2 separate regions of the Homo sapiens genome follow, and region 2 is linked to region 1. The links are chromatin loops, found by intact Hi-C in ENCODE. Cell type or tissue: psoas muscle. All regions are shown on one strand. Each heading gives the region's core, and the rest is flanking DNA. Links, peaks and the distances in the headings are about the cores only.

What was found. A loop is a pair of places that touch in the nucleus more often than their neighbours do. Peaks named below come from ENCODE experiments on the same cell type or tissue, not always from the same donor. Only the 100,000 strongest peaks of a DNase experiment are listed, where the experiment ranks them.
Region 2: it touches region 1 in a loop (2.7-fold over the local background); 3 of 110 quality-filtered maps call a loop at or near these places.

The regions. Positions count from the first base shown.
Region 1 is chr2:203,903,078-203,915,467 of GRCh38, reverse strand. No RefSeq gene overlaps it. Among named protein-coding and RNA genes, the nearest start is that of ICOS, 27 kb to the left of the region's middle. In psoas muscle, for the core only: a CTCF peak has its summit at 5,601 (motif pointing right); a DNase peak (open chromatin) is centred at 6,700; H3K4me3 peaks cover 849 bases; H3K27ac peaks cover 685 bases.
Region 2 is chr2:203,683,788-203,696,177 of GRCh38, reverse strand. No RefSeq gene overlaps it. Among named protein-coding and RNA genes, the nearest start is that of CD28, 17 kb to the left of the region's middle. RefSeq lists an enhancer at 12,049-12,098. In psoas muscle, for the core only: no CTCF peak of the experiment used is centred there; a DNase peak (open chromatin) is centred at 7,197; H3K27ac peaks cover 4,999 bases.

The sequences.
Region 1 (12,390 bases), core at 1,562-9,561:
TTGCTTGGCTACAAACTGTTGAAGCAACCGTGCTTCCTTCAGAGAGGCGGGTTGTCCAGTGCAGAGATGAAGAGCTGGCTGCAGAGACAGGCCTTTCGGGTTTGAATCAGGCTTCGCAGTCTCTCGAGCTGCAGGTTCGTGGGCAAGCAAGGGAACCACTCAAGGTTCAACTTTCTCATCTGTAAAATGAAGATCATGACAGTACCTATCTCCTGTTAGTTTGTTGTGGGATCGTGTTAAATAAGTTAACATAGTAAAGCATTTCGACTAATGTGCTAACATAAACCTAGTATGACATAAAACCTAACGTTTTATTTTCTCAATAAGTACTAGCTGCTGCTGCTTGTTGCTGTAACAAAAAAAAAAAATAACATCTAACTTCTCACCTCTTATCCATCAAAGTTGTCTCAGCTCTGTTGCCTACGCCATTCAAACAAACAATGGACTTGTAATGCCCATGTGAATCAAAGGGTGGCCTGTCTGGTAAACAGCTCCAGCTGTCTGTCAGGGTCCCTGAGCTGGCGCTGTGGTGGTAGTGAGGTTTTGTGGCACAAGTTTTCTGAGTGGGTTTTGCTCTGAAGATGCAGAGGTTGTTTACTTTTAAAAAAAAAATCTTTTTCTTGCTCTACTTGTAAGATTTAGTAAAAACATGAAGCTATTCGTTACTTTGTGTGCTCCAAAAGCTAAATATAGAAAGAAGACAACTAATATTATGAAATGTGAGAACGGAGAAGAGGTGTGATGCAGCTAAATGCAGAACTTGACATTATTTTTAGGTTTGAGGTCAAAAAGTTTGCTTATGTTACCTCCTAGTGAGAAAAACTCCGTTAAAGCTTTCCTTCCTGTCAAACTCCATCCATAACGATGGTGGGAGAGAAGGAAACCGAGTAATTACTTTCCCTCAAATCATTTTCAAATTGCTGTGTTGGATATATTTATTTAGAGTTTCAGTGGCAGTGTTTTTCCTAAATGCCCTCAGAATTTAATGCAATAATATCAGCCTTTCAAAGGCATAAATTACGCAAACCAGATTTTGGAAGTTTCATTTACTGCCTCATCAGTGCATAAAATAGCGAGAACCGTATGCACCTGGAAACTCCACCTGTCTGGTCCAAGGGAGTCAAGGGTAGAATGACATGGGAAAGTTTCCTTCAACAGAGAATAGTACCCTCCAATTGCCCAGAAATTGACACCAACATTGTCAAAGAAACCGTGAAGGGATTCCAAAATATCCAGGGAAATGTCCTGTGTGTACACAGGTCCTGTGAAAACGTCAGTCGCAAGCACAAGGTGGCAGATGCTGCACTCTGATTGGTCAGACGTACTACGCCCAAAGTTAGAGGCCGGCAGTGTGATTGGTGGGTGAGGAGAGCCGAACTTTGGCCAGAGGGAGGGAGGTTAAAACGGAAATAGTGAAAGGGAGCAGAGAAAGGACAAGAGGGACAAAAATAAAGTAAAAGGAGAAGAGAGAGAAAGCAGCAGCAGAAGAAGAGGACTGTGAGAAGAAATGCAATCTTACTAGGGAAAGATTTAATGAGGGGGAATTGGTTTATTGAAAACACCCAGGCTTGTTTTCCTAGGGGCTTCTATGAGAGGACATTTCTGAAACTGAGAATTGATCTCCCCAAGTTGTAAACACTGTCATAGTCCCTGAATGATTTTTGTTTCTTTGTTTTTGGTGTTAATTATTTGTTTTTGCTATTTTCCAGTGCCGCTTGGACTATGATTATCTTAATAATTGTATTTTTAATAAATGTGCCCTTATGTTTTATTTTAAATAAATTGTAAAACTTTCATATCAGTAATTGAATGGAAAGCCAATATTATTTGCCATGAATAAAAGGTAATGACAAAAATAAATAAAACAGAAACAATACCTTAAATTCTATCCAGATCCTAATAACAGAGAAGAGACAGATATAGATCTACATATAGATATATATCCTAGTGTGTTAGGGAGACATTAAATGAGTCTAGGTCTTTAATATAATCTAAAGGAAAAAAAGAGAATCGAAATGAGAAAAAATATTTTCACTTGGTAAGTGAATGTTATTTAATGCCATATCCAAGTAACACCTGAAGTCATTTTTCCTTAGACCTCCAAAAACAGGTGTTACCCATCTCACATTTTAGAAACTGCTGGGTCTATGAGCATTTTATTTCATAGAAAACACCATGCTCTTAATAAATTAAGACATTATTTTCTTAGACCAGCCACCAGTGTTACCAGAATTTAATCTGAGCACCCCTCCAAGAGGCTAATCTCCTCTGGGAGTACTAAGGCTTTATGGGGGCAGGACGAGAACCAGAGTCAGGAAAGGAGCCAACCCGGAAAAATGCTGTCAAGGAGTCACTGGGTCCCTGGATGAGGTCCTCACCACTGCATCTGCCCCTGGCACACACATGGCTTCTGAGCACTTGGAAGTGGCTAGTTTAAACTGAGATGCACAATGTAAAATATGCACCAGATTTTTGAAGACAGTACAAAATTTTTAAATCTCTTATTAATAACTTTATGCTGATTACATATTAAAGCAATTTTTAGATATATTGCATTAAATAAAATATTTAAATTCACTTATTTCTTTTTAACTTTTCAATTATTTTATTTTGAACTAATTTTCAACTTAAAGGAAAAATTGTGTAAGTTCCCACAGTCTTCACCTAGCTTTCCCTTAAGTTAATATCTTACATAACCATAGTACAATGATCAAAACCAATAAATTAACATTGATACATTAGTATAAACTACAAAGTGTACTCAAATTTCACCAATTTTTCCACTGGTGTCCTTTTTTCCCCAGGATCCAACCCAAGATACCACGTTGTATGTAGTTGTCATGTCCCCTTAGTTTCTTCCAATCTATGATGGTTCCTCGGTCTTTGCTTGCATTCATGACCTTGACACTTTTGAAGAGCACTGATCTGTTATCTTGTACCATGTCCCTCAATTTAGGTTTGTGTAGTGTTTTCTCATGATTGGAATGAGTGTGTGCATTTTTGGCAAGAGAAATCACAGACGGAAGTGTCCTTCTCAGATCATTCTATCAAAGGGCTCATGATGTCAATATGTCTTGTTACTAGTGATTTTTACTTTTATTTAATGTGGCTACTACAAAAATTTTAATTACATGTGTGCCTCACATTATAATTCAGTTGGACAGCGCTGGCTGACACCATACTACAGGTAAAATAATAAGCATGTGACTTAAAAGAACATGTTCATAACAAAATATATGGATTTAATCATCGATATTTTCCAGACCCTTTTTATTTCAAAACCTTTTAATACTAATGAACCAAATGTTTATCGAGAGCTTACTCTATGTCAGACTCTTTTCTAAACACTTTGCATGTGCTGAATCATTTAATCCTCACACAACCCGATAAAGTAGATGTTCCTATCATCCCTGCTTTGCAACTGGGGAACCTGAGATGGTAAAGAGGGTTTAAGTGGCGTAAGGCCCTCACACAGCTTGCTAAATGGAAGATCTAGAATTTAAACACAGGAGAATTCCAGAGCCCATGCTTATAACCACTACACTTTTTTTTTTTGAGACGGAGTCTCGCTCTGTCGCCCAGGCTGGAGTGCAGTGGCGCAATCTCGGCTCACTGCAAGCTCCGTCTCCCGGGTTCAAGCCATTCTCCTGCCTCAGCCTCCCTAGTAGCTGGGACTACGGGCGCCCGCCAACACGCCCGACTAATTTTTTGTATTTTTAGTAGAGACGGAGTTTCACCGTAGACAGGATGGTCTCGATTTCCTGACCTCGTGATCCGCCCGCCTCGGCCTCCCAAAGTGCTGGGATTACAGGCGTGAGCCACCGCGCCCGGCACCACTACACTTTTAAAAGTTACATTATCAGTTAATTCAGGGGACCCCAACCCCAGGTACCAGTCTGAGGCCTATTAGGAACCGGGCACACACCAGGAGGTGAGCTGCCTTGAGCTCCGCCTCCTGTCAGATCAGCAGCGGCATTAGATCCCATAGGAGCAGGAACCCTATTGTGAACTGCACGTGCGAGGAATCTAGGTTGTGCGCTCCTTATGAGAATCCAGTGCTTGATGATCTGAGGCAGAACAGTTTCTTCCTAAAACTATCCCTCCTCCAACCCCTTACATTCGTGGAAAATTTGTCTTCCATGAAACCGGTCCCTGGTGCCAAAAAGGTTGGGGACTGCTGAGTTAATTCAAATTCCACAACTCAAGCTTTATCAACTGTAAACTGTTTCAACTTTTCTCTCTTTTCCTGCATGACACAGAGTGGGAGAACTGATGTTTATTAAGTAAGCTTCTATACACTGTGCTAAGAATTTAACACACATTGTCTCATTTAATCCTCATAGCGGTTCCATTTTACAGATAAGAAATCTAAGGCTTGGCCGGGCACGGTGGCTCACGCCTGTAATCCCAGCACTTTGGGAGGCCAAGGCGGATGGATCACCTGAGGTCAAGAGTTCGAGACCAGCCTGGCCAACATGGTGGAACCCCCGTCTCTACTAAAAATACAAAAATTAGCCGGGTGTGGTGGTGAGTGCCTGTAATCCCAGCTACTCAGGAGGCTGAGGCAGGAGAATCGCTTGAATCCGGGAGGTGGAGGTTACAGTGAGCCAAGATCGGGCCACTGCATTCCAGCATGGGCGACAGAGTGAGACTCAGTCTCAAAAAAAAAAAAAAAAAGAAAAAGAAAAAAGAAATCTAAGGCTTAAAAAGTAGCACGTGGCAGAGGCTGGAATCCATTTATTTGACTCCCTATTTTTCCATCATATGCACGTGCTCTCCAATTGGCCCAACTGCTTAAGTGTTTTTATTTACTAATTTTGAAAAATCAGTGCTCTGCTCTGGGGATTCCATCAATCAGCAGCACTTCGGCCTATTTTAGCAAAACATTATCAGTTTTCCTTAAAAAACTGATAATGACCCTGATGTGCCTTTTCAGACACCAAAGGAAGAAAACAGTATCACCTTAGTGCAAATTACAAAATTGGTTAGGTTCCAGGTATGGGAAGCTCGGTCATTTATGTAAGGGATATAAGATAACACTTAATTATTCAGAATGTCTGATAGAGAAAACAGAGCATTTGATCTCCTTGAAGTTAGCCAGCTTAATTCCTTTTACACATAGTACAAATACTTGGTATCCACAGCATGGAAAAATGATTCAAAATGGAACTGCCTGTGGTTGAACACAGAACTTGTTCTGTTCATCGATACTCACTCCAGTCAATGAATGACAGAATCTTCTTCAATAAAAGAGCAGAACTGGGCACCACTTCTTGGAATTGTGCCACCTAAATGGATACAGGCAGAAGTGTGGCCCGGATGGAATATTCCAATGACTCCGGAGACCATGCACAGAAATGCGGTTATTTGTTCACTTGGGTTGCCAAAAAATTTTATAAAAAGTAACAGGATTATTACAATTTACTGAAATATGGAGAAATGTTTCATGAAACTAAACATCCTTGAATAAGGTGGGAGTGCGATATCTCATATTATTATGGATTACAAAGAAAAGAAACCAATTATTTCTACGGGTTTCCTCCTCTGAAATCCCAAGATTCCTTCACCTCAGAGCTTTCTACAGTTCCCAAAGAGGCCAGGAGAGGGTACTGCTGAATCATACTTAATTCCCCAAACCCACAGCTGTGCAAATGCTTTTGTTTCTTTTCTGAAAAAAAATAAAAATAAATCATGAACTGGCCCCATAGGCATGCGTGCAATGCAGTGTAAGGGACAAGGTTTTTTTTTAAATTTTTTAAACAGTTTTATGCACAGGCTTAGAGCAAACGTACTGAATTACCGTACTGCCAACAGTAGCAAGTAAGTCTCAGCAAGAAGAGATGGACAAATTGTCTGATGTGATGATGTCTGCCCCATGAATTGTTCTCTTGAGAGGATTTTGTGTTTGCATTGAAGGAGATGCCTGCCTGGAAAGCTGCATTTTTATTTTTATCGTGTGTGTGTGTGCGTGTGTGTGTGCGTGTGTGTGTGTGTGTGTGTGTATAGCTTTGCTTTAGAAGGAAGGAAGTGAGAGAGTTTCCATGCAGAGATTTGAAAAGGAAACTGATGTCCTTGGAGGATTGCAATAGCCTGCAGAGGGCAAGAAAGTCAGCTGAAATTCATATACATCGTCCTCATCTTGGTCCCATTCCCACTTCCTCTAACTGTAAACACACATCACAGTCATCCTACAAAGCCTACTGAACTAGCAATAGGTCCATGCCCCAGAGAGCAAGATGAGTAACTTTTAAATAAAATATGTATTCCCCTTTACAGGAAAGAAACAAAATGAAGTGGTAATGCCTGCTGAGAGCAAAGCATGACCCCAGCACCTGAAGAGAATGGACAGATGAGATGCAGGCATGTCCCAATTCACAGTGAACTTGGGTTCTAAACGTTCGTTGGCAGGCCTGTGTTTGGAATTGAGAGAATTATGAAGGCTGGGTACAGTCCTAGGACAGCCAAGCACATTCAGTCCATTGGCTGGACTATAACCCTGGCAGGGAAGCAGCCTGCTCTGAGCACCACCTTCATTCATAACCTTCATTTGCTCTCAAAGGAGTGCTTGAAAGTGGGGATTAGCCCCATTTCACAGATGAAGACTGGGATCTAGTCAGCTTGTGTGATGTCGGTGCAAAAGTAATTGTGGTTTTTGCAATTACTTTTGATGGCAATAATAACTTGCTCAAAGTCCAACAGCCAGAAAATGGTGGCGCTCGGCCAATTGATTTCAAATCTTGTGCCCTGTCACTTCACTCACTTATACTCATTGAGGGCTTTCAATGTATCAGGCACTGCTCCAAGTGTGTCACATGGATGATTTCATTACACCCACAATAGGAGTAACAGACAGGTACTCTTATTCCCATTTTACAAATGAGGAAGCGGAAGCACAGAGAGGTTTAGAAAGTTGTCCGTGCTAGGAAGTGATGATGCATGGTTTCAAAACCAGGTCATGGGGCTCCACCACTGTTGCTCTGAACCAAACCAACACCCAGGGATCCTTCCAGACCCTCCACAGGTGCTCAGGCATTGGCAGAGTTACAAATCTTCAGCCCAGAGGCCATAACTGCCAAATGGGAAAGGACAAAGGTTTGCCCTCCCTGTACTGGATATGAGATTGGGTAACACTTGCTTAGAGCCTACGATTTGCCAGGTTCCATGTTTAGTGCTTTATATATATGATATCATTTGGTTCTCACAGTAGTCCTGGGAGAAAGGAATAGTTGTCCTCTTAAGTAGAAAAACTTGTGCCAGAAAACTTACTTACCCTACTCAAGGACATACAGTTAATAAATAGCAGGGCAGGACCAAAATGTAACATCTGTTTAACTTGGAGATATTTCCACGAAATATTGTTAAAGGAGAAAAGCAAAATGCAAAAGTGTGCATACAATATACATATATAAAGAAATACGTTATTATCAGAAAAGTACAGAAGGATACATTTAAGGTTGTTAATCTGGGATATGGGAGAAGGTGGGATAAGGATGTAAAAAGTACATACATCACACATTTATGCATCTGCAAAAACTATGCACGTGTGTAAGTATATGTACATATAAAAAGTTATGAAATTTATGCAAAAGTTATAATAAATAGAAATGAATTAATTTTGACTAATTAATAGACATTTTATGAAATTCAATAGCCATTTCTAATAAAAGTTCTTAGTATACTTTATTGTTATGGGTGTGTCATTTAAATCCTGGATTATTAACAGAAATCAAAAGTAAGCATTACATTGAACATTAAAACTCTGGGCATGTTCACCTTAAAATCAGGAACAAGGCTAGGAATCCAACTATCATTCTCTGTTATTCAACATTACTCTAGAAGTTCTGGTTCATACAACACAAGAAAAGGAAGTATAAGGTGAAAACTTTAGAAAGGAAGACACAAAATTACGCATGCAGATAATAATGTTATTAAAAACATATCTATACACACACTTACATATATCAACACAGCACTGCCTTCATACCACATAGGACCAACCCTGGGTGTGTTAGTTAGGGATCCCTGGAGAAAAAAAACCAATAGGATATATGTAGATATACAAAAGGAGATTTATAATAGGAATTGGCTCACACAGTTATGAAGTCTGCAAAATCTCAGTATGCCATCTGTAAGCTGGACAACCAGGAGAGCTGATGGTATAGTACCAGTTCAAATCTGGAGGCCTGAGGACCAGGGGAACCAATGATATAAGTCCCAGTCTAAGTACAAAGGCCCAAGAACCAGGAGCACTGATGTCTAAGGGCAGAAGAACATAGATGCCCCAGCTCAGAGAGAGCAAATTTGCCTTTCCTTGTTCTCCTCAGGCCCTCAATGGATTGAATGACACCCATCTGCACTGGTGAGGGTGACCTTTCCTATTCAGTCTACCAACCCAAATGCTAATCTCTTCTAGAAACAACCTACAGAGACACCTAGAAATAATGTTTTACCAGCTATCTGGCCATCCCTTAACCCAGTCAAGTTGACACATAAAATTAACCAGTACACTTGGTTATCATTTTTAAATTGGCAAAAATTATTGGTACCGTTTTACCTTCCTTACAACCTACAACCTACTAGTTTCTACCTCCCCAAGTTTAGTGCTATTACATTCCTCCAAACACTAAAATTACCATATTCCTCTTTTTTCTACCCACAATCAAAGCTATTTTCCCCGTAGGTAGAGAAAAAATGACCCTCCCAAACTTTTGCACAAGAAAGTGTGAATAGCCGTTAAGATCCTCTTACTTTCCCAAATGTTTCTGTATATTTGTTTTTTTATTAATAAATTTTATTTTTAGAGCAGTTTTAGGTTCACAGTAAAATTGAGTGAAAAGTACAGACAGTTGCCAAATACCCCTGTCCCCACACATATACAACCTACCCTACTATCAAGATTCCCCACCAAAGTGGTACATTTGTTGCAATCAATGCACCTTTATTTGACACATCATTATCACTCAGAGTTCATGGTTTACATTAGGGTTCACTTGGTGTACATTCTATGGGTTGGGACAAATGTATAATGACATATCTCTACCACTGTAGTTTTATGCAGAATATTTTAACTGCCCTAAAAATTATCTGTGCTCTCCCTATTTATCTCTCCCTCGTCCAGCCCCTGGTGACTACTCATTTTTTTATTGTCTCTGCAGTTTCGCCTTTTCCAGAATGTCGTATCTTTGGAAGCACACAGTAGGTAGGCTTTTCAGATTATCTTCTTCCATTTAGTCTTATGCATTAACTTTTCCTCCATGTCTTTTCATAGCTTGATAGCTCATTTATTGTTAGCACTGAATAATATTCTATTGTCTGTTTCCCAACAAGAGTAAAAAAATAAAATAAAACATTTCATTGTCTGGATGTACTACAGTTTATTTATCCATTTGCCTAAAGAAAATCTGGTTGCTTCTGAGTTTTGGCAATTATGAGGGAAGCTGCTATAAACATTCATGTGCATGTTTTTGTGTGAATGTAAGTTTTCAATTGATTTGGTAAATACTAAGGAGCATGATTGCTGGATCTTATGGTGAAAGTATGTGTAGTTTTGTAAGAAACCTCCAAAATATCTTCCAAAGTGGCTGTATGCATTTTGCATTCCTACCAGCAATGAATGAGAATTCCTGGTGTTTTACATCCTCATAGCATTTGGTGTTGTCAATGTTTTGGATTTTGGCCATTCTAATAGGGATGTCATGGTACCTCATTTTGTTTTAACTTGCTGCTTCCTAACAACAGATAATGTTAACTATCTTTTCACATGCTTACTTACAATCCATGTATGGTCTTTTGTGAGATACTGTTCAAGTATTTCATACAATTTTAATTGGGTTGTTTATTTTCTCATTGTTGAATTTTAAGAGCTCTTTTGGATAACAGTCCTTTATCAGATGTGTCCTTTGTCATTATTTCTCCCAGTCTGTGGCTTGTCATCTCATGCTCGTAACATTTTTTTTTTTCACAGATAAGTTTTGAATTTTAATGAAGTTCAGCTTTTCAATTATTTCTTTCATAGATTGTGCCTTTGGTGTTATATCTAAAAAGCCATAGTCATACCCAAGGTCGTCTAGATTTTCTCCAATGTTATCTTCTAAGAGTTTTATAGTTTTGTGTTTAGCATTTAAGTCTATTATCCATTTGAAGTTAATTTTTGTGATGTGGGAGACCTGTGTCTGGCTTCAGTTTTTGGTTTTTGGTTCTTGGTTTTTGCATGTGGATGTCCAGTCTTTCCAGCATTATTTATTGAAAAGACCATCTTTGATTTGTTAGATTATCTTTGCTCCTGCTAAAAGAAAAACTTTGACAAATTAAACTTAACAGAGTTAATCAGGCAAAGGATGATTTGTGAACAAGAGAAAAAAAGAACACTTCAGGCTCTACAAAACTTTTACCGGCTTGCCTGAAGAATGTTTACCAGCTTTTATCATTATGAACAAGATAATCATGAAGTAAGTGAAGTCAACAGAGCATTGAAAATAAACACTTGTCCAAACCCATAGAATATATGACACCAAAAGTGAATTACCTTAATATAAACTATGAACTTTGGGAGTTAATGATGTATCAATGTAGGTTCATCAGTGGTAACAAATGTACCCCTCTGGTGGGGGATGTGGATTGTGGGTGGGAGATTGTATGCATAGGAACAAGGGGAATACGGAAACTCGTACTTCCCACTCCATTTTTCTGTGAACATAAAACTGCTCTAAAAAAATACAGTTTATTAGGAATAACTTTTTTTTTTTGAGATGGAGTCTCACACTGTCTCCCAGGCTGGAGTGCAGTGCATGATCTCGGCTCACTGCAACCTCTGCCTCCCAGGTTCAAGTGATTCTCCTGCCTCAGCCTCCCGAGTAGCTGGGACTACAGGCACCTGCCACCACACGCAGCTAATTTTTTGTATTTTTAGTAGAGATGGGGTTTCACCGTGTTAGCCAGGATGGTCTCGATCTCTTGACCTCGTGATCTGCCTACCTCGGCCTCCCAAAGTGCTGGGATTACAGGCATGAGCCACCACTCCTGGCCAGGAATAATATTTTAAAGTGGCACATAGAAGGAATGATAAAATAAAATAAAATAATTTTTTAAATGAAGTTGTTGAAACTGTGAGCACTGTTCTTTCTTGTCACATTTTTATTGGTTGAAGCACATTTTTCAGTCCCATGGGTCAGTATCGATTTATAGACCTTACTTGAATAACTTGGAACATTCAAGAGCACACACACAATGATGTAAAAATCACATGAGACTTGTGGGTAGGTCATCAAAATGTTTTGTAATCAGATAGCTGGAATGACTACACAAAGTTTACCAGGCCCAGCCTCAAAACTTGGGCATACGTGCGTTGACATGGCCAGCATTCTACGGGGGTGGAAACTCCAAGCTGGATCTGGGTAGACTGTTCCAAGGTTAATAACTGCTCCATTTTATGAATTTCTGAATTCTTTATTGTTGCTCAACCAAATATTCAGCAATTATAACCCAGTTCTTTCTATTTTGACCACTAAAAGTATTTATGGTCCATGCTCTTCACATTATAACCTCTCAATTTTTGAGGAATGATATTAAGGCTCCAAGTAAAGCAATCCAAATCCTGCAAACTTTTTTCTGGTTCTTCCCCACCACAACATTTTTCTAGTTCATAACAAAAGAGTTAAGGAGACAAGCTAAAAAGAAAAAGAGAAAAAGGAAGGTAAGACTAGGAAGTAGTAAAGATACAGGTAAGGTGACTCTGCAGAGCCCTAAAGGTGTAGTAAACACAGCTAACATAGCTTCTACTTGTACTTCCTAGACTCTTGAATTTCACAAAGTAAATTTTCAAAAATAAATAAATCCATCAGTAGAAAGCTTTGTTAGCTTTCACTTTACCAAGTAATGGCATTAAAATAAATAAATTTTTAAAAATAATAAAGATATTAATATAAACTACCATGATAAATTTATAGAAAGAAGGAACATGTTTAATGTCAAAAAGTAGGATGAATCTATTCTCAAAAGAATGACAGTTCTTTACACTGAATTAAAATGGCACTACATCCACTTGCATCACTACATGAAAATGTTTTTCTCATTTTACTACAGATGAATGAAAAGCACTTCTCCACAGCCTGGACTTTAAATGCCCTTAGGCTACTCCATTGCAAGCATGAAATGAAACAGAAAAGCCCAAGGTGTTACAAGCAGAATATCGTTTCATAGTGCTATGCAGGAAACATTCTGGCATGTGTAGCTCTGCACAGTGGGCAGACTCTTCTTCATTTAAACTCCCATCAGAAAGTTGAACTACCAGCCTTCACCAAGCTTTGAGTAGATGCAACTGATTTTTGTATATTGATCTTGTATCCTGCAACCTTGCAAAAGTCATCTGTTAGTGCTAACAGTTTTGTGTGT
Region 2 (12,390 bases), core at 2,629-10,628, 220 kb after region 1:
TATCTCTTTAGAGCTTAAATGGAGTCACTTAGGAAACCGTGGAGTGGCCCAAACGGCTCTGGGAAGTCATAATTAACTGTGCTTCATAGAAGTGCACCTGTATTTTTCTGGAGAAATTCCAGATTTGTTAAATCCACATAAGCCCTTGATATTCAAGGACATATGCATCACGATGAAACAAACAACTTTAATCAATCAATGAGCAGATTGAAGTCCCGACCACATTGCTTGTTAGAGAAAAATATAATACAGGTGACCAAATTCTATAGGCTGTTTGAAACGTAACAGGAACTAAGGCTGAAAATAAGATCCTGTGAGGGAGTTGAGTGAGGAATGAATCTCAGGGCCTTCACCACTTATTGCTCTCTGGTCAGGATTTTTATCTCCAATCCGAGTAAATTGCCCTCATTCTTCCAGGATCAAAGTAAACAGAACCTCTTCAAAGATACTGTCTCCAGCCACCATTGGCTACACACACACACACACACACTCCCCACTTCTGACCCATCTAAACCAGGTCTCCCTGCTATAATCTCCATTGCACTCTTTATACAGCGCACTGGGAATGCCAAGAAGAAAAAGTAACTACAGATGTGTTCGTGCCATTAAGTGTTTAATGTCTATGTCCTCCAGTAGACTATAAACATGATGAGGGTGAATCCATGTCTCTCTCATTTCCAGCTGTATCCCCTGTGTCTAGCTCATAGTAAGGGCTCAATAAGGCATTTACTGAAGGAATGAAACACTCCACCATTGCTCTCTGACCTCCAATCAATATGCCTGCAATTGTGAACCTTTTTCTCTCTGGTACTCTGGCCATGGTAATCTTCTCATCCCTGGTTTCCCAAGGATATAATACTAGATATAGTGTTGCTGAAAATAGCATTTTGCCACTAGCTAGGACATATATATTCCTGTCTGTTCTCTACCCTATATTTCTGTCTGAGCTGTGCTCAATGATACAGAAGACTCAAAGACCTAACACCTTCACAACTCATTTCTCCTACAGCCAAGGCCAGAGTCATGCCTAGCCACTCAGCATCTCCCTCCTCTTTCCCCTGGGGCCTCTGTGGTTCCCATCTAGACCTTGAGAGATGAGGAGCTCCCTGCACAGAATGCATACCCATACTCAGTTTACCATCTAGAATGCAGAACAGGAAAGGTAACTGACTTGGGAATTCCAGTAGCTAACACACAGATTTGAAGTCCCACAGATTTAGGGATCAAATGTAGTTGGACCACTTTCTAGTTATATAATAATCTCATAAAGTCACAGCCTCAATTCCTCATGTGTAAAATAGGGATGACAATACCTCACTCAATATATTGTCCATATCTCACACAAAGTGTAAATCTCCCCTTGCTTTTAAGACACAAAGAAAGTTTGATGAATCTCCATTTCACACTTACTGTAGGGGCTCAATAAATCTTTGTTGGAACAGCCAGAATGGATCCTTGAATATAGGTTCAATATATTTATGTGGATTGATTTTACTCTACAGCATGAATGCCACCAGAACCCGATTTTTACATTAGCATAGTATTCCTCCTTGATGTACAATCCTTTAATAACATATACCAGTATAAACTGCAAAGTATCATTGAAGAGTCTTTAAGAATTATTGTGGTCAAGCTGGTCAGTGAGAAGCCCCATGGCTCTCTCTTGTACACAGCAAGCCTACCAGGATAATATCTTCTTTGATCTAAATTCCAGCTAGAAATTTGCCTTTCATTTCAGTTTCTAATCTTCCCCCAAAGCTCTGCCTTACAGAGATTCGAATTGTCACATGGTGATTGTGGGGAAATAATGAAGCCTGAGACTTTCTGTTTGAGCTGTGTGGTATTATTCCAGCTGTTGCTACGAAAAACTTTGTCAAAAAAAAATAGACAAAGATGAAGTTAAGAAAGTCATGCATATTATCACAAATCAGCAGGACCGAAGCCTGAAAAAAAAAAAAAAACACTATGCTAAGCCTCAGAGAAAGAAAAATCAGAAATAATGGCCATATTGATTGACTAATCCCACTGAATAAACAAATATTGCAAAAAGACATATTTGCAGGAAAAATCCAAGAGGCTTTATCAAGGATTACATGAAAAATAAGGTGTTACATGAAAAATGTGGTTAAAAGTAGCTTAAAACAATTACTTAAAAACCTTTTGATCACTTAGACAGACAGGCCTATTACTACAAGTTATAAAAGCAACAGCTATCATTTATTAGAGGCATCCTGCCCCCAAGTACTGTGCTAAGCATTATGCATGCATTATCTCATTTAATCCTGATAACAACATAGGGAGTTGGTACTACTATTATCTCCATTTTACAGACAAGCAAATCTAATCCTATAAAACTTAAGTAATTTGTCCACAATGATACAGCAAGTAGAAAAGAAGAGATTTGAACTCAACTTTGACTCAAAAAATGGAACTCTAGATTTGAGTATCATGTGAAAGATAGACACGGTCCTGACAAACTAGCAGCTTGATCATGTGATTGATAGATAGTACAGAGGTTAAGAGCAAGGTTTTTACAGAGAAATGTACCTTCTGAATAAACAAATCTGACCTTCAGCCACCAACTTTATAAAGATTCAGCTAGAAGTCTATGTGTGACTTGCAAAGTCTTCCTTTACTCCAGGATATGATGCGGTTCTTATTATTTCCCTGCTGACTTTATATTCACGTAGATCCAGACAATAGAAGATGCAAAACTTGTGTAGTTGTGACATCATCTGGAGAAATTGATCCTGACCAGACCATGAATTTGTGTACTGTCAGCAAGAGAGATACATCATGAACCCAGGCAGTGCTGATCTGAGCTTCAGGACACCTCCATGACAAAAGGCCCACTCACTTGATCATCTGAAAAAAAGCAGAGAGGGAATGACAGATATAAAAAAAGTCAATTGCGGCCAGCGCAGCGGCTCACTCCTATAATCCCAGCACTTTGGGAGACCGAGGTGGGAGGATCACGAGGTCAGGAGATCGAGACTATCCTGGCTAACATGGTGAAATGCCGTCTCTACTAAAAAATACATAAAATTAGCCAGGCATGGTGGCGGGCACCTATAGTCCCAGCTACTTCGGAGGCTGAGGCAGGAGAATGGTGTGAACCTGGGAGGCAGAGCTTGCAGTGAGCCAAGATCACGCCACTGCATTCCAGCCTGGGCGACAGAGCGAGACTCCGTCTCAAAAAAAAAAAAAAAAAAAAAAAGTCAATTGCCATCATTAAAGGTGGGGGGATACTATCACCAATCATATTCCATCTAAATTATCATGACAGGGTAAACTTATAAGTCTCAGAACCCAAAGAGATTGGTATTAGGGAAATCTACACTTCTCAAAAATCCTGTGATTCTGAAGATCTAATGGTCTCACTGAGCCATGCTTTTTTTGGGTTCACTGAAGACCAGCTACCTGCCTTGTTGCTGACATTCCACAAAGGTATCAACAGTTCTGTGTTTGGCTGATTTTTTTTTATTTTTTTGAAGCCACTAGGACACTTGGATATTTTCTGGAAACAGGAATGTTCATTAAATATGACCAGGGTTGAGAGGGCAAGGTAAGGAATGTATTTCACTCCACATCTTGTATTGAACCTGATTTGACCCTCTCTGATTCCCTACTGTGCAATCAGTGGAATGGTAAGGAAGCAACCTCTGACCCCTTCAGGAACTGCAATCTTGTCCTAGCCTTGGGAAAACTGTCAGGCTTGGTTTTCCTCCTTTCGGAACAATTTTAAGGGCCTTCCTCCCCTAACATGTTGTTTAGTACAGCACCTCCAGGAAATAGAACTGTTAACTTCAACATTGCTCTCAGTGGTCTCTCATGTTACCAGGCCCCCATGGGAACCTTCTCATCCTCCCCCTCGCTGTATCTCCCTTCCCCCTACCCCTTCCCACCAGTTCCCACACTCACTAAATAAGGAAGGTCAATCTGAATACATCTGTCCACATCTCCGGAATGTCACAGAAGAGTAACAGCTGTTGACCTCTGTTCCGAACACATTATCCTGTTTGTCCCAAAAGTAGCTTGGGCGAGTTCCAGCTAATATATGCAATCTCTACTTCCTATGGGGAACTTAGGGCCAGCAGAGTATACTCCCCACACTTGCTTTTTGGCATTGGCATAAATACAACCTGTTTTCATGTACCAAATCCTATCATTACTATTAATAGTATTAATAATTATGATAACAATTATGGCCAAACTTTATCAAGCATTTGTTAGATGCTAGATATAGCACAAAGCTAAAAGCATCCCAGGTTTTTAAGCCTTAATTTTTCCTTTAAGTTTTAGAAAAAGCAGTAATTTTCTTTCTCCCTAAGTGACTATACTTCCATATCTTAATATATACACACACACAAAGCCTTTATTAACCTCTCATAGGTACAGGCGATAAAACTGAAGACTGTGTGCTTTCTCCTAGAAATATTGGAGGAAAAATAAAGGAACTTGGGGAGAAAAAAATACCTGAATCTGAGATGTTGCAAGATATCCAATAGTAAGGTAAAGAGCAAAAGTAAAGAGGCTACAGCCCAAGACAAGGTCCAAACAAATCTAATATTTGTCTGAGAATCCATCCAGAAACACCCATTAACACCGCAGTGCATATGATGTCATGTATACATTATCTTGAGGAAAATTCCAGGCTAAACTTGTTCTTACAGAATTTAGCTTCCATTATATTACAGATGGCTCAGATTTGGAATGACTGGTACTTGGCTCATCATTCTCTTCATTGAGGGGCCAGAATCAATAGTGGAAACACAAGGAAATCTCATCCCTTTCAGGAATCTAATCTAGGTTGACCTCTTGCACTGTTGTTCATTGTATGAAATTCACCCAGCTTTGCTATGTCAGATTGTTATAGAACTCTTCTGGAAAATTGGAATTGTGTAACTGGCCTCTAGGCAGAAAAAAATGAGAGTAGGAAGGCCTATAATGGCCTTGAAACTGCACTTGCTTACCTAAAAACCTGTGTTCAGTGACTATGACACAGCAGGTGTTGCTCTACACCATGATGCCAGGAGAGACTAAGGCAGTAAGAAGGCCCTAATTTGCCTGAAGAGGCTTCTCTGGCCAGAGGTGCTGAGTTGGAGGATAACGAAAACTGGCCAGATCAGCATGGCGAAGAGAGGGCCTTCCCTTCCAAGTAAAGTATACACTACTTGGAAAAGTTTTAAAGTGCATGGCTTGCTAAGGGAACCAACCACAAGGAGCTCAGTGTGGCTGGAACAGAAAGGACACTGAGGAAGGGCCCAGGAGGTGACAGGTAGTTGAGGCCAGTGACAAAGGACCTTTTATGCCTTGCTAAGCAGTTTGCTCTTCGTACTGAGAGCAATGAGGAACCCTCACGATATGGGTCAGCACACAGGTCTGGGTTGCCAGGACAGATCTAAGAGGCAGCAGCATATGAAAGCCAGGATTTCAAATAGGTTGAATCTCTTACAGCAGCTCCAACAGATTGAAATCAGCTGTCTGACTCACTGTGTTGAACAGGACTTCTGAAACTTCATATCAGTTCAATGGGAGCATAGGAAGGGGAGGAGGCGCATAGGAGATGGTACTCCTGGGACTCCCAGGTCAGGGTGAGAATAAAGCCATGAACCCAGATCAGATTGCAGGCAGCTCTTCCCCACCTGTCCCTTAAATCTTGGCATTTTTCCATTGTTGGAGTTCGAGGTGGCTAATAAATTACTCCTTCCTACTTGCTAATTCAGTTCTAAATCCTATAAGACAGACCAAGAAAGACAAAGGAGTCAGGCAGACAGAGAGGAAAATATCGCTGATAGAGGGCTACCCGAGAACGTGGCTGAGCCGTGCAGTCACAACAAGCACCCCAGAATTATTAGGCAGACCTACCCACCCATCACAGTTCTTGCCCAGAAACCACAGGTCCCACCTCCAGGGAGAGAGTCTTTACCACTAAGCTACCACATGGCCCAGAGCAGGACACTTGCTTTCTGCAGGGAGGCAGGTCCCCAAGGTGGGAGCAGGTGGCAGCAGGAGGCAGAGGGAGAAAGACTGAAGACATAAGCAGTAGAGGATAATTTGCAGGAGAAAAAAACGAGGCAATGAGAAATGGCCCTAGGACGCCAGATAATACTTTAGCATTCATTAAACAGGAGCAAGCTTCCTTTGAGACTATCACACTTGTCTAGGAAAACAGAAGTTATAGCAGTTATACATTAACTAGCGTTGATCAGGCACTTTTCAATTCACACATGTTATCTCACAGAACTACTGTATAGGAGTAATTATTATTATTCCATTTGATAGATGGAAAGATCTAGTAAGTAGCAGAAAAGGATTCAAACACAATCCTTCCAGTCTAAGATTGTAATCTTGGAAAAGCTGATGGATTCTTTGACTCTGGCTTCTTGCTCTTTGCGATTAAACCATCACTTCAGAATGAGCTTCCGCCAGACTGTGTGAATGAGTGAAAGGGGCATTATCAGAAACCATCGTTCGGTTTGTGTGGTGGAGGGTGGGAAGTGGAGGATGGGGGTGAGTGAATGGCCTCATTTGCCACCAGTGTATGTGTTCCCTTTTCTCTGCCACTTTGCCAACATCTGTTATTTTTTGACTTGTTAATAATAGCCATTTTGACTGATGTGAGATGGCATCTCATAGTGGTTTGATTTGCATTTCTCTGATGATTAGGGATGTTGAGGATTTTTTATATGCTTGTTTGCTGCATGTACGTCTTCTTTTGAGAAGTCTCTGTCCTTTGCCCAATTTGTAATGGGGTTGTTTCTTTTTTGCTTGTTGAATTATTTAAGTTCCTTATAGATTCTGGGCATTAGACCTTTGTCAGATGCAGTTTCTGAGTTTTTCTAGTTTTAAATTGTCTTGTGATACTAAGAAGAATTTTTATTTGATTAACTGGAGACAGACCCTGCTTGCAAGTTCAATTTCTAAAATACCTGAAGAAATGAACAAACATTTCTTCTTCCCTCTCTCTTTCCTCCCTTCAAGCTGCAGAAATAGAAGCATTTTAATTTCAGCAGAAGGGAGTGAAGGTGGAGTGTTTACTCTGGGTCCACCCTCAGACATTTGGGAAACAAGGCTAACTTCTCAGGGCTTGCTGGTGATGCTGTGTCTCTATTGAGAAATTCGGACTTCCTAAAAATAGCAACCATAAGGTGCTGAGCAATGAGGGGTGGCAGACAGGCTAGTGATTTGCATTCCGCTTGCAGATGTTGTCCCAGAGGACTCTGAGGCTACCGCCCAAGGGAATAGGGAGGGCTCTGGCTGGCTGAATGGACTTTCTCCAGGTCCTAGAGGTCAGAGTTTCGAGAAAATTATGTCCATTCTTTTCCCAGATCTCTACTTAGGGAAGGTTTATGGAAATGCACAATATGTACCCAAGATTGTGGGTTTGTTCTCGCAGATCTCTCTCTAAGCTCTCTAGATCTATTACTGTCTTTTTATTTCTCAGAAATTCAGTCTACAAGCTGGACAAAGTTATGTATGTGTTTCTGTGCAAGCATGAGGTTAAGTACTTATTGCCTTTTCCCTTTTTCTACTCAGTCAGTATGCAAAAAAAGTCTCATATGAAAGTGGATATGCGGGCATTTTGTCCCCAACATTCCTCTTACATCCACCTGGCAAGACTATGTCCAATAAGTCTGACAGCTCTTAACCTTTTTTGTGTCAGGGACCCCTTTGGTGGTCTGGAAGCCTAAAGACCCCTTCTCACAATCATGTTTTGAAATGCATAAAATAAAATACATTGGATTGCAAAGAAAACTGAAAGTTTTGAAATGTAGTTTTCAAATATTTTTTTAAAAACAAATGTTCATGATATAGTAATAAATATGCTTCATTAACATATTAAATCTAGCTATGGTATGATAACTACCATAATTTTTTTTTTTTGAGACAGAGTCTCGCTCTGTTGCCCAGGCTGGAGTACAGTGGCACAATCTCGGCTCACTGCAAGCTCCACCACCCAGGTTCATGCCATTCTCCTGCCTCAGCCTCCCAAGTAGCTGGGACAACAGGCCCCGCCACCACGCCGAGCTAATTTTTTGTATTTTTAGTAGAGACGGGGTATCACCATAGCCAGGATGGTCTCAATCTCCTGACCTCATGAGCCACCCGCCTCGGCCTCCCAAAGTGCTGGGATTACAGACGTGAGCCACCGCATCCAGCCGATAACTACCATAATTTTGAAGTAGTGGTAAGCATAAGTAATATTTTGAGATACTTGGAACAACTATAATGTGACATGAAAATATCTGTGATTCTATTGATGACAAAGTGACAAGTACTGCAAAAAATACTGTGGTTTGTTACTTAAATATATCATTGAAATGTTAAATTTCAGTTGGAGAGGATAATGAAAAGGAAGGTATAATTTTTTTCTCAACCAAGTTTACATTGGACACCTAGTTAAGAACCCCTGAATACATTAGTATATCCGGTTCCCATCAGCATCTCATCTACCCACACATGGATGGCACACACACATACACACTCACAAACACACACACGCACACTACTGCATTCCCTATGGTCTCAATACTGGAATCTGGCAGCATTTTAATGACAACCATAAAGGACACTTCCCAGATGGTTTATGCAGTGAAAGATCAAGGAGCAGAAAGGGCAAATAACATTGTAGACCTCAGTAGCAGAATTCTCTGTAGCCTCCAGTTCCAAATACTAGTTGGGTGTGGATGGCCGCTCCCAACCATGGTTTTCTCCTTTCCTCATGATACCTGGACCAGAATGATAAGCTCTGCAGTTTCACATGTACTTGTTTTACTCCCACATTTTAGATAAAGTCCAACATTCCATTCTACTTACTATTACTCAGCAAGGTAGAACATGTAGTATCTGAGATTACATGTGCAGTGGGAGGACCACACTCAAGCTCAGACCTCTTGCTGTGGATAATGATGTAAAGCTTCCTGAGCGCTCTGCAAACAGTCAACATCTACCATTTGATATACTGTCCTTGACAATAGATCCAAAAATCCTTAGAGGACTTCTGCCAGTTAGGACACACTCACCCCCTCACTCACTCTGCTATAGACTCATGGGCATTGTTCTCTAGCCTCTAAAACACCAATTTATTTTAGGCCTGAGGTCTTTAACATGAGTTTTTTTCCTCTAAAATGTTCTTCCCCTTTACTCATCCCAGGCCTTTTCCTTCCTCCTGACAGTTATTTCTCACCCCCTATGTACTTCCATTTCATCCTTACCTCAATATCTAGTTTATTTTTCATAACTGGCCACATAAAACATAATTATTTTATGTATTTTGTTTATTTGTCTGACTCTTCCATTAAAGGCTGAACTTTTTTTTTTTTTTTCTTGAGACAGAGTCTCACTCTGTTGCCCAGGTTGGAGTGCAGTGGCGCAATCTCAGCTCATTGCAACCTCTACCTCCTTGGTTCAAGTGATTCTCATGCCTCAGCCTCTCGAATATCTGGGATTACAGGAGTGTGCCACCACGCCTGGTTAATTTTTGTATTTTTCAGTAGAGATGGGGTTTCAGTATGTTGGCCAGGCTGGTCTCAAGCTCCTGGCCTTATGTGATCCACCCGCCTTGGCTTCCCAAAGTGTTGGGATTACAGGCACGAGCCATCGCACCCAGCCAAAGGCTGAGCTTCTTAAGGGCAAGAACCACGTCTGGTTTGTCCACCTGTGTACTCCAGCAGCAATACAATGCTTGGCACATAGCAGGCACTCAACAAAAATTTGGTAAGTGGATTAATCAATAGTGAGTATTCCCTCTTATAATAGGGGAATATTTTCTATAATATACAATGTACACTCTTGGCTCCTACATGAGAGCAGTCGTGGAAGGTAGTGAGCTGGGTGAAATATCGAATATTCAAAAGCATCTCTCTATTTTATGGACCAGAAGTGATATCTCATTTGGCCTAGTTTGTCTGTCACCTGTTGATCCAGCTGCCACAATTCACCCTACTTGTTGTGCCAGAATCTAACAACTGGGGTGGATAATTCTTATTCCAGGAAAGATGGTGATATGAAGCACAGAGCTGTTTAATCTCTGGAACCATGGAGTTTGGCACCTCAATGATGTTCCAATCCTGGCTGGCTAAGCACTCCTTCGGGCAAACTCTCTCATGTCAGTGTCATGGTACAAGTCAACTTTTGGGTGGTAGTCACCTTCCTGCAATTCACTTCCTTTGCAAGCCATTCATTCATCCAACAAGTGATTAATGAGAATTTTACTCAGTGATAGGCCCATTAGTATGGGCTGGGAAGACAAAGACAAAGCATTACCCTCAAGTGGCTCGTAACAGACAAGGAAACCAATGACAACTTGCACAAGGTGAGGTTCTACTTTCACATTGAGAGAAGCAGAGCACATTATCCTGGCTCATAAAGAACTACCTTTCTAAAATATCTATAAAACTATTTAAATGAACCAACCTGCTAAGCACACCCACAGATATGTTCATGTGTATGTGTAGATGTATGTATATATTCACATTTGCTGTCTCTCACAAGATCCTCAGAGTATCAAAGAGAAAATGAATCTCCCTCCCAGGGGCATATGAACCAGACTTTACCATTCAACGCAATTACTGTTGCTTTAAGAGAATGTCTGGAGCTGCTGCGCTGCCCAGCCCAGTAAGCACAATGGAACATTTTCCTTGAGATTACCTCACTCTTACTGACCCACACAGGAAATAATTATTTTGGTAGTCACCAGTAAACAGTGAAACACACTTACTTGAAAAATAAGCTCTTTTTGACCCTGCAAGACAGTGGCTTCACAAGTATGGCTGAACCTAGTTTCCATCCAAATTCAACAATTTTGTACGTAAATGGTGCCTTATTCTTGGATTGTGGGTTCCCAGATCCAGACCACACTTCAGAGTTCTGCCAAAATGTCACAGCAAACAGTGGTTTCCTTGTATTTCTGGCTAGAGAAGAATGTAGCATCAAAGAACTATCAGATTTCTTTCCCAAGATAGAATATGAAAATTCCACAGATGCCCTAGCAACACATTTAAACACTGTAGTCATGTCTGAGAAAGTGCTGCTGCTCTTTCAGACGTCAATCATTGGGTGTGCCGGAGAAATATGGCAATGTTTAAAGGAGTAAGTATCAGTCTTGGGCAGGATTTTTGAGTTGAAGTGAAAAGTCTAGATCTCCACTCCCTTTTCTGAGGCCTAATATCATAGCCCTTTCTTTCTCTATGTAAGCATAAGTGATGCCATTTCTGGATTGTATCCTTAAAGGGAAGAGGCAGGCCATATGGACTGGCAGATTTACATGATAGAAGGCACCTGGGTTCCAGATCCTTGGGCTGCCATACTAGACCTGGGCTGCTTAGGTCGAGATTTTTAGATGAGACAGGAGAAATCATCTCTATAGTAGTCCCCAAAAGGCTGCACCCTCAGTGGAAACTGCAGAGTGTCCCAAGAACCTATCTCTGAGAGAAGTAAGGCTACCTGTTGAAAACAGGTGACTTGGGGTAATGACACCATGTTCTCAACTAACATTGACTCTATTCTACTGAAATCCAAAGTCACTGAATTAGGATAAAGGCTTGACCTCCTTGACAGAGACCCAAAATAATAGCAGTTTAGGTACACTAGATGGTTTCCCCTGTCTCATCTAACAATCTGGAACTAAGCAGTCCAGGATCAGTATGGCAGCCCAAGGGTCTGGAACCCAGGTGCCTTCTATTGTGTAACTCTGCTGACCTCAGACCTATATGGCCATGGCTGTTCTCAGCTACATGTTGGGAATTCTGTTACTATAGAAAAAAAAAAGGATTGATTTGGGGGATAGCCAGTAGTTTGCTACAGTCATCAATTTTCAGATAACTCCTTTGAATGATGGACGAGACATAGACTCTTTTGTTGCAAAGCTATTGCAGTGTGCCTCCCTCCAAAACTGCTCCATTTATCAGACTAGCTGCACCATCATGACACACTGGTATGCCTAAGCAAGGAAAGGCTGTGAGAGTAGAGCTACTGTGTGTAGTAACCCCTGACCAGTTGAGTAAGCAGGGCTGTCCCTCCCCCTGGGAAACTCCCTTGCTGATGCCTCTGCTGGGTCTAAGAGTGTTACCTTTTTCCTGTAGACCAAAGACTCTGCTTTGATGACCATAAGCCCCAGAGGTTATTCCATGGTGTAAGAATGTCCTTGTCTCACTCTGTCTTCTCTATGGCCCTGATAGGTGAGCAATCTAGTAGTGAGTCAGAGACTCAAAGCTCCCAGGCAGTTTCAGCTTTGGAAAGGAGAGAGGGTTTCTCCAACGCTGAAACCCAAAAGGAGTAAAGTAAAAGAAAGGGGCTACATGGCAACTTGGAACTTTTGTGTGGATTTCTGAGGTCACTCCAAGAAATAGGTTATGTCAACAGGAAGCTTGGGGGTAATTGATCCAG